2 separate regions of the Homo sapiens genome follow, and region 1 is linked to region 2. A link is an interaction called in ENCODE POLR2A ChIA-PET data of the cell type or tissue named here. Cell type or tissue: MCF 10A. All regions are shown on one strand. Links, peaks and the distances in the headings refer to the core of each region. The heading gives the core; the rest is flanking DNA. Region 1 overlaps KATNAL1 (katanin catalytic subunit A1 like 1). Region 2 overlaps UBE2L5 (ubiquitin conjugating enzyme E2 L5).

What was found. ChIA-PET counts read pairs that join two places held together with the same protein. Peaks named below come from ENCODE experiments on the same cell type or tissue, not always from the same donor. Only the 100,000 strongest peaks of a DNase experiment are listed, where the experiment ranks them.
Region 1: POLR2A ChIA-PET joins it to region 2 with 6 read pairs; 12 of 35 experiments call an interaction of 5 or more read pairs at or near these places.

What each region holds. Positions count from the first base shown.
Region 1 is chr13:30,292,863-30,298,241 of GRCh38, reverse strand. The region is part of intron 1 of KATNAL1 (katanin catalytic subunit A1 like 1); the gene reads left to right. It also overlaps the pseudogene PRDX2P1. Among named protein-coding and RNA genes, the nearest start is that of KATNAL1, 12 kb to the left of the region's middle. In MCF 10A, for the core only: no CTCF peak of the experiment used is centred there; no DNase peak of the experiment used is centred there.
Region 2 is chr13:30,427,636-30,432,964 of GRCh38, reverse strand. UBE2L5 (ubiquitin conjugating enzyme E2 L5) reads right to left here. Exons shown (of 4, transcript NM_001355247.2): 4 at 3,207-5,329. The coding sequence starts at 4,974. The coding sequence ends at 4,510. Among named protein-coding and RNA genes, the nearest start is that of UBE2L5, 7.8 kb to the right of the region's middle. In MCF 10A, for the core only: no CTCF peak of the experiment used is centred there; DNase peaks (open chromatin) are centred at 1,494 and 2,554.

The DNA of each region.
Region 1 (5,379 bases), core at 225-5,224, 130 kb after region 2:
AACTGACAAAACTGCAGGCATACTTGAGAGATACTGTGGGCTTTGTTTCAGACCATTTTGGTAAAGCAAATATTGCGATAAAGCTAGTCACACAAATTTTCTGGTTTCCCAGTGCATATAAAAGTTACGTTTACACTATACTATAGTTTATTAAGTGTGCAATAACATTACGTCTAAAAAATGTACATGTCTCAATTTAAAAATACTTTAAAAATTTTTAACTTTTATTTTAGATTTAGGGGGTACATCTGCACGTTTGTTACATGGGTATATTGCATGATGCTGAGGTTTGGGATATGAATGATCCCGTCACCCAGAGAGTGAGTGTAGTAGCCAAAAGATAGTTTTCCAACTCTTGCCTGCCTCCCTCCCACCTCTATTAGTTTCCAGTGTCTGTTGTTGCCATCTTTATGTCTAGGAGTATCCAATGTTTAGCTCCCACTTATATGTAAGAATATGTAGTACTTGGTTTTCTGTTCCTGCATTTATTTGTTAAGGATAATGGCCTCCAGCTACATCCATGTTGCTGCAAAGGGCATGATTTTGTTCTTTTTTAAGACCATATAGTATTCCATGGTATATATGTACCACGTTTTCTTTATCCAATCCACTGTTGATGGATACCGAGATTGATTCCATGGCTTTGCTATTGTGAATAGTGCTGCAGTGAAGATACGAGTGCATGTGTCTTTTTGGTAGAATGATTGGTTTTCTTTTGGGTATATACCCAGTAATGGGACTGCTGGGTCAAATGGTAGTTCCGTTTTAAGTTCTTTGAGAAATCTCTAAACTGCTTTCCATACCAACAATGTATAAGTATTCCCTTTTCGCTGCAGCCTTGCCAGCATCTGTTGTTAAAAAAGACTGTATTGCTAAAAAATGCTAACAATTATCTGAGCCTCAGCAAGTCTTAATCTTTTTATTGGTGGGGGGATCTTATCTTGATGGCTGCTGACAGATCAGGGTAGTGGTTGCTGAAGGTTGGGGTGGCTGTGGCAATTTCTTCTTCCTCCTTCTTCTCTTTTTCCTCTCTTCCTACTCCTCCTCATCCTTCTTCCTTCCTCCTCCTTCTTTTCTTTTTTCTTTTTTTTTTTTTTTAGAGGCAGGGTCTCACTCTGTCACCCAGGCTGGAGGGCTGGAGCGTAGTGGTGTGATCATAACTTACTGCAGCCTCAAACTCTCAGACTCAAGCGATCATCCCGCCCCAGCCTCTTGAGTAGCTAGGACCACATGTGACTAATTTTTTTTTTCTTGTCCCTAATACTTTATTGGTCACCTCTAGGCCTGTGTGCTGCTGGGCGGGCTCGGGAGTGGGCGTCACTATTCAGCTCCCAGGAGGAGGCATGAGAAGGCCTTGGCCTAGCCCTCCAGGGTCCCAGACTGTGGTGTTTGGAGGGGCAGGTCTGGCCTTTCCTGGGTCAGCACAGGGCACCTAGGTAGGGGCACAGGTGAGCACCCAGCACAGGCACCTAGGTAGGGGCACAAGCTCACTATCCATTGGCCAGCCTAATTTTGTTTGGAGAAATATTCCTCGCCGTCATCCACGTTGAGCTTAATTGTGTCACTGCCAAGCTTCCAGCCAGCAGGACAAACTTCCCTGTGCTCGTCCGTGTACTGGATGGTCTGGACCAGCTGCAGAGCCTCATCCAATGAGCGTCCCACAGGCAAATCATTAACAGTGATCTGGCAAAGGACACCCTTGCCATCAATGATAAAGAGGCCCCAGTAGGCAATGCACTCATCTGTTTTCAGCTCACCGTAATCCTCAGATTGCCACATTAGCAAGCAGGGGGATGTTCAGGGGGCCCAAGCCTCCCTCCTTCCGGGGGATGTTAATCCAAGCCAGGTGGGTGAACTGAGAGTCCACCAAGATGCCCAGCACTTCGCAGCCCAGCTTGCGGAAGTCCTCGGCATGGCTGCTGACTGCAGTGATCTCCGTGGGGCACACAAAAGTGAAGTCCAGAGGGTAGAAAAAGAGGACCACGTACTTCCCTTTGTAGTCTGACAGCTTCACCTCTTTGAAGGCGCCATCCACCATGGATGTGGCCTTGAAGTTAGGGGCAGGCTTTCCCATGCACGCATTACCTGAGGCCATGACTGAACAAGCTGTGTGGGCAAAGGCTAGATGCACGGACGATCACGTGCGTGGACCCGCGTTCTCAGTGCCCATGTGACTAATTAAAATTTTTTTTTTTTTTTTTTTAGAATTGGCATCTTGCTATGTTGCCCAGGCTGGTCTTGAACTTCTAGCCTCAAGTGATACTCCTGCCTTGGCCTCCCAAAGTGTTGGGATTACTGGCATGACCCAATGTGCCTGGCCCAGGGCAATTCTTAAAATAACAACAAAGTTTGGTGGACGTATTGACTCTTCCTTTTGTGAAAAATTTCTCCATAGCATGCAATTATACTGTTTGATAGCATTTTACCCACAGTAGCAATTCTTTCACAATTGGAGTCAATCCTCTCCAAACCCTGCTGCTGCTTTATCAACTAGGATTATGTAGTAATCTAAATCCTTTATTGTTATTTCAACAGTGTTCACAAGCATCTTCACCAGGAGTAGATTGCAGCTCAAGAAGCCACTTTCTTTGCTCATGCATAAGAAACAACTCATCCATTCAAGTTTTTTTTTTAATTTTTTGTAGAGATGGGGTCTTGCTGTGTTGCCCAGGCTGGTCTTGAACTCCTGGTCTTAAGTGATCCTTTTGCCTTGGCCTCCCGAAATGTTGAGATTACGGGTGTGAGCCACTGTGCCCTACCCCGTTTATGTTTTGTCATGAGATTGCAGCAATTCAGTCACATCTACAAGCTCCACTTCTAATGCTAGTTCTCTTGCTTTTTCTACCACATCTGCAGTGATTTCCTCCAATAAAGTCTTGAAACCCTCAGAGTCATCCATGAGGACTGGAATCAATTTCTGTAACACTCCTGTTAGTGTTAATGTTTTGACATCCTCCCTTGAATCACAAATGTTCTTACTGGCATCTAGAAGGGTGACTCTGTTCCAGAAAGTGTTCAATTTACTTTGCCCAGTTTCATCAAAGGAAATCACTATCTATGGCACCTATAGCCTTAAAAAATGTATTTCTTAAATAATAAGATTTGAAAGTTGAAATAACTCCTTTATCCATGGCCTGCAGAATGGATAAGCAGGCATGAAAACAGCATTTATCTCTTTGTACATCTACATCAGAGCTCTTTGGTGACCAGGTGCATTGTCAGTGAGTGGCAATATTTTTAAAGGAATCTTTTTTTCTGAGCCATAGCTCTCAAAGTTGGGCTTAAAATATTCAGTAAGCCATACTGTAAACAGATGTGCTGTCATCTAGACTTTGCTATTCCATTTACAGAGCACAGGCAGAGTAGCTTCAGCATAACTCTTAAGGGCCCTAGGATCTTCATATTAGTAAATGAGCATTGGCTTCAACTTCAAGTCGTCAGCTAAATCAGCCCCTGACACGAGAGCCAGCCTGTCCTTTAAGGCTTTGAACCCAGGCATTCACTTTTCCTCTCTAGCCAGGAAAGTCTTAGATGAAATATTTTTCCAATAGAAGGCTATTTTGTCTACATTGAAAATCTGTTGTTTAGTGTAGCCACCTTCATCAATGATCTTAGCTAGTTCTAGACAACTTGCTGCAGCTTCTACATTAGCACTTGCTGCTTCACCTTGCACTTTTGTGTTATGGAAAAGGCTTCTTTCCTTAAACCTCATAAACCAGTCTCTACTTGCTTCATACTTCTGCAGCATCCTCACCTCTTTCAGCCTTCATAGAATTGAAGACAATTAGGGTCTTGTTCTGGATTAGGCTTTGGCTTAAGGGAATATTGTGGCTGGTTTAATCTTCTGTCCAGACCACTCACACTTTCTCCATATCAGCAATAAGGCTGTTTTGCTTTCTCATCATTCATATGTTCACTGGAGTAGCACTTTTAATTTCTTTCAAGAACTTCTTCTTTGCATTTACAACTTGGCTCTTTGGCACGAGAGATCTACCTCTTGCCCTATCTTAGCTTTCAACATGCCTTGCTTGCTAAGCTTAGTCATTTCTGGCCCTTGATTTCAAGTGAGAGACATGCAACTATTCCCTTTCACTTGAACACTTAGAGGCTATTGTAGGGTTCTTCATTGGCCTAATTTCAGTATTGTGTCTCCGGGAAAAGGAGGCCCGAGGAGAAGAGAGAGAGAGGGCAACAGCCTATTGGTAGGGCAGTCAGAACACAGTATTTATCAATTATATTCACCTTGCTATAGGGCATGGTTTGTGGTGCCCCAATACAATTACAACAGTAACATCACTGATCACTATTAACAGATATAATAAAAATGGAGAAGTTTGGAATATTGTGAGAATTACCAAAATGTGACATAGAGACACAAAGTGAGCACATGCTGTTAGAAAAATGGCACCGGTAGACTTGCTGGATGCACAGTTGCCATGAATCTTCAAATTGTAAAAAATGGTGTCTGCGAAGTGCAGTAAAATGAGGCGCGGTAAACTGAGGTGGGCCTGTGTAGGGAGAAGGGAACAGGAGAGTGCATGGTGAGAGTTGGAGGTCAAATACAAAGTGGCAAAAGGGAGTTTTCTGGGGTGATGGAAATGTTCTTTACCTTTGTTGTGGTGGTAGTGGTGGTTATGCAGTTTATAAAGTTTTCAAAACTCATCAACTGTACACTTAAAATTAGTGGAATTAATTGTATGAAAATTATACCTCAATAAAGCTGATTTTTAAAAAGCAGGCAGAATTCATCTGTGGTATCAGAATAGTGATTAAAGTACTGACTGGGAGGGATGAAGGATCCTTCTGGGGAGTTGGAAGTGTTCTGTATTTTGAAGGGGTGTTGCCGGGGTGTACACAGTGTATGTGCACAGTGTAAAAGGTCATTGAGCTGCACACTTAAGACTTGTGCACTTTAAGTTATATACCTCAATAAAAAAGGAAAAAGTTCTAAAGAAGGATTATAATATAAAGTTGAGAACATCTCCAAGAAAGTAGAGCAAAAGGACAGAGAGGTGGAAAAAAGGAGGGAAAAACTAAGAAAATTAGAGGACCAGCTGAGGAAGTCTAATTCCTGGATAAAAGGCATTTCACAGCAGAAAAAAAATGGAAAGAAATTTTTAATGAAATTCAGGAAAGAAATTTTAATAATTCAGAATATTTCCTAAAATGGAAAGACATTAATTTCTACATTGAAAGAACCCCAGATAGACCCATTTCAAAGCATATCATCAAAAATTTTAGAAAACTCATGTCAAAGAGAAGTTTCCAGAAAAGGGGAAAAACAAGTGATATATAACGAATTAGGAATTTAAATGACTTCAGTCTTCTTAACCTAATATTGAAACCTAAAATGTATTAGGGAAATGCCATAAAAATTCT
Region 2 (5,329 bases), core at 330-5,329:
TTGGTGAGTCCGAAAAATCAACCAAACAAAAAAACAGAAAACAAAAAACCCTTTTAAATTTTTCTAACCTTTTCTAATAGTCACTGCATAGCATCTTCCCATGTGTAAAGGCATATCCTTTGAACTTTAGAGGGTGACGTGGGCATGAGTCTCTGTACCTCATGGATTCCTCAGAATTCTATGTGATTCTGAAATGTTGACCTATTTCTCTTGCTAGTGAGCAAGAGAAATACTGAGGCCAGTAAACTAGCTGTCTTAGCGCCTCACCTCTTCTGGACATATCGCTGGTAAAGCCCATTTCCAAGTGTCTTGCACTAGTGGAGATGTGTGTTGTATGGTGTCCTCATCAAGAAAAAACACATGTTTGCTTGCTGAAATTTTGGACAATTTCCTTCTAACAAAGGCCCTTGCCTGCCTGTCTTTAAAATCCCAGCCTGGGGTAGGCACGGTGGCTCACATCTGTAATCCTAGTGCTTTGGGAGGCTGAGGCGGGATGATCACTTGAGGCCGAAGTTCGAGACCAGCCTGGACAATATAGTGAGACCCTGTCTCTACAAAAAATGTTTAAAAGAAATTAGCCAGCATGGTGGCACATGCCTGTAGTCCCAGCTACTCTGGAGGCTGAGGCAGAAGGATCATTTGAACCCAGGAGCTCAAGGTTACAGTGAGCTATGATCATGCCACTGCACTGCACTCCAGCCTGGGCAACAGAGACCCTGCCTGTAAAATAAATAAATAAATAATAAAAAAAATTAGAATCCCAGCCTGACTTATGACTAAATTTGTTCACTAAGTGGTGAGAGATGCTAACATTAAGTGCTGGTATATATGCTGCATCAGAGATGGCCCTTCCAACAACCATGTGTTGTGAAACTATTTTATGCATGTGGTCCACTAGTAGGAAAAGGCATTCTAGTCAGTACTGTCAAGAGTTCAGGCAGAGGCATGACATATGTATATTTTAAAGAAGGAGCAACAGTTGGGAATGGACAAAAGACACAGCCAGGGCACCCTCAGAAGCCTGTAATTATACTAGTAACCAAACCTTCCCATAGGAGAGCTCATTTTCAGAGAGGTGAAACTGCATCTGAAGACATGTTTCTGAGACATGAATACTGAGATTGCTTTACCTAGGCATTGGCAATAAAACATCTTTATGTTGATCACATCTTTCCCAGAGACATCAGAAAAGAACATGACTCACCTCATTGGTCTAAAAAGGACACTCTGCTTCCCTTCTTAAAACCTTCCATGGTGTTGTTCCACTTTTGGTTTTGAATTATAGAAAGATGAATATTTTTGTCCCTGAGCCAGGAAGGCTGTGTGCCACGTGTCTTTTACACAGCAGCTACATTTCACAAAAAAGTGTTTTTTACCTGATTTTTCCTGTGGCATTTTAGAAATTTGCACTGGACTTTCTAACATTCATTTCTTCTGTCCCCAAGGCACCATCGTGAGTCAGTGGGAGGAAAAACATTAACTTCACTTAAGCCTGGAGAAAGGTTGAGTGGCATGTCCAGAATCACACAGTGACTCAGAATACCTGCCTGGGCAGTTTCTTCATCTGTTAGAAGGTTCACTTTTCAAACAGCAGGAGATATTTATTCATTTTGGAAGTCTCTTCTGTTGTGTTTCTAAATGGTCAACCTCTAGATTAAGGGAGGAAATCACCCAGTTTTCACTAGCTACCACAAGCCAACACAGTGAACATAAAAGCTTGTAGAAAGATTATTCCCTCAGGATAAATCAATAGTTGGTTATCATCATGCTTGAGAAGTGTTTTTGGAAGTGAGCTCAAGCTTTGGAAATTGATTTCATAGAGCAGGTCGGTGTCCTCATGACCACCTGCACCCCAACAGTGTCCCTGCAAGACAAACACCCTGGAGGAGCAAGACCAACATCATTGCCCACCTGACATTTAAAAATTTTCTCATATTTGGGTGAAAGCTGACTTTTCAAATATCTGGTTCACCACTTTTTCAGTCTTTTCTTAGATGCTTGCATTGTAGAAAAATGTTAGGTAGAGAATTAAGGCAATTTAACAATCACTTTCCACACTCCAGAAGTTTAGGATACCACCTTTAGGCCAGCTCATGTTTTTAATCAACTCATGATAACTATTGGTTCTAAATGAAAAGTTTCCCTTTTTATTGTTTAGCTGTGGTTGAAATTTGCATTTTCTCTGAATCAATAAAATAATCTTAGAAGTTGGTTGGCATCCTCTCAGATTTTCCTGCTCCTGTTGGGGCACAAAAATTCTCTTTGGTTCTACTTTACCCTTTGCATGTTAAGCAATCCTAGTTCCCTTACCTCTCCTGATCCTTTCCCCTCTCCTTCCAGCTGATGGCTCCTCTCTCATCCTGCTGGGAGGTTCCTGACTACGTTCTCTGGGGTAGTTCAGAAATCTACCCTCACCAGCAGCCCTCACTCTCCAAAACAAAAACCAGACAACTCTTGGTTTGGTACTTTATTATGCTAAAAATAAAATAAAGAAAAAAAGAAGCACAAAATGACTCATACACATTCCCTCAGACTAACAGGGGGAGTGACTCACCTTCCCTCCTCAGCATGTATCACTCACGTCTTATGGGTTAGGACATGGAATCATGTGTAGGTTTCTCTGCCACTTTCTAGAGCCAGTTAAATTCTAAGATCCTCAAAAGTTTAGTAGTCATAAACTGATTATTAAATGCTTAGGCATCAAATATGGTAATGAAACGAAAATAGGTCTTCCATGAAGACACTGGCTACAACAATGACCAGAGAAGAAAATCCCTGGAATCTTAACATGGTGATTTCTCGTTGCTCACCAAGATGTGTGGGTTTCCCTTCACTGATGATACTCAGGCGAGCTACTCCTACTGCCCATGACAAAGAGAACTCAAGAAGGCAAACTTTCTTTACAAGTTAAAGGTAAAATAAGCTAGATTTATCTTTTTGACAAGTTTAAAATATATACTTAGAATATAATTTATAAAATGCTTAATCTGCTGACTCCAGAGCCTGCAGTGCAGGGTGGGGTGGGGGTGGGCAGCTGCCCACTACACCAGCAGAGCAAGAGTGCAGAGGTGCGGCTCTGCCTCCCACCCCCTTCTGTTCAGACACCCAAGGGGCCCCATGCACCCCTGAAATCACACAACTAGTTTCTACAGATTTTAGATACAAGAAATTATAGACACTGGCTTCAGTTATTCAAAAGCAAGAGCTTGGGCTTTTTGATCCTTTAATTAAAGTTCTTGTTCCAAAAAACATGTGCAAACACAACCTTTAACAGCTCAATTTCTAAAAATTATTTCATAAAAGGAGGAGAGTGAACAATCCTCTATGTATATGTTCTACAGGACAAATCTTATCACCAATTACTAAAGCAGGGAAGTGCAGCTTGTCAAAAAGTCCTTACTGGAGAGGCGGTGGGGGATGGGGGATGGAGAATATGAAAATGTCATTAAGGATGAGAGCCTAGACACTATAAAAGATGCAGCACCTCAGAGCAGCCCAGCCAAAATGAGAGGTGGCAAAGCTACTCTTTTGTCTGTGAAATTTGCATGCGTTTCATTTCCTTTACCAATGCCACCTGAGTCCAAGCCACCTCACCTTCTGTTGTCTCCATTTCAGCCTAAAGACACCCCAATTATGGTGTGAATTCCAGGTATTTCAATCAATTTTTTTTTGTGGGGGGGGGACAGAGTTTTGCTCTTGTTGCCCAGGCTGGAGTGCAATGGCGCAATCTGGGCTCACTGCAGCCTCTGCCTCCAGGGTCCAAACGATTATCCTGCCTCAGCCTCCTGAGTAGCTGGGATTACAGGAGTCTGCCACCACGCCCGGCTACTTTTATTTGTTTATTTATTTTATTTTTAATAGAGATGGGGTTTCACCACGTTGGCCAGGCTGGTCTCGAACTCCTGACCTCAGGTGATCCACCCACCTCAGCTTCCCAAAGTGATAGCATTACAGGTGTGAGCCACCAAACCCGGCTCGCAGGTATTTCAATCTAAATGTCAGTTCAACGGGAAACATCAATTAAAACAAAAATGGATTTCCTACGACTCATCGAATTCCTGTGGCCACTCTCATCCCATCTCCTATCTACATCCACCAAAAAAAAAAAAAAAAAAGCAAGGAATATAGCATACAATCTCTTTTCTTTTATGTTCTCTAAGTAAACCCTGGGTTCTGGTAGGACACTGTGTCAACATCCTGATGTCTGAACTCTTATCCCGTTAGGGTAGCCAGATTTTATGTTTTTAAAACAACAACTAGTCCAGTGTATAGTTCCGTCTATTAATGGCCACTTTTTTTTTTTTTAAGAACATCTTAAATTTTTAATCCTTTCTTTACAGGTTACCTAGACCACTTTTAATTAAGAAAACTGTAGAAAGTTAGTAACTGCTGCAAGCGAACGCCAGACGGTGGCACGTATCAATTTCCACAGAGTCCTGCTTTGCGGGGTGTCTGAATGTACTGCACGGGGTCTCTGCTCACACTTGCTGGAACCAATCGTGGCACATTTTAGTCCACAGGTCGCTTTTCCCCATATTTCTTTGTAAACTCTTCAGCATTCTTACAGAATTTTTTACGGTCGTTAGAGTATTCTTCAGCTAGGTCAGCCCGAAGCGGGTGCTCGGGCTGCGGGTCATTCACCAGTGCTATGAGGGACTGGATTACTTGGTCGGTTTTGGTTGCTGGCTTCCAGTTTTCAGCACTAATTACTGGCAGACAGACCTGCCCCTTTTCGTCGATGTTCGGGTGATAGATCTTTGTTTTAAATGTGATCCTCGGTGGTTTGAATGGGTACTCTGCTGGAAAGTTGATTTCGATTCTGAAGGCCCCCTTATTATACGGAGGGTTGTCAGGAACAATAAGCCCTTGCCAAGTCAATAAATTAGCTTCATCAACCTGGATGTTACGGAAGTTTTCCATTCCACATTTGCGGATTTCTTCAAGCTCCTTCATCAGCCTCCTGCTGGCCGCCATCTTGGATTTGGTGCTGCTTCTTTCCCAGAATGCATCGTGGTAACGGCCACTTTTAATGGTTGTGTATGTATACACTCAAATAACGTTCTGATGTGGCAGTTTGAACTTACGCTGAGCAAAGCAACTTGCCCACTGGTTGGTTAGAGTGATCATCCACAATCCTATACATTATAATTTTTTTTTTTTTTAGCCAGAGTCTCTCTCTGTTGCCCAGGCTGGAGTGCAGTGGCACCATCTCTGCTCATTGCAACCTCAGCCTCCCGGGTTCAAGCCATCCTCTCGCCTCGGCCTCCCAAGTGGCTGTGATTACAGGCACGTGCCACCATGCACAGCTAACTTTTTTTTGTATTTTTAG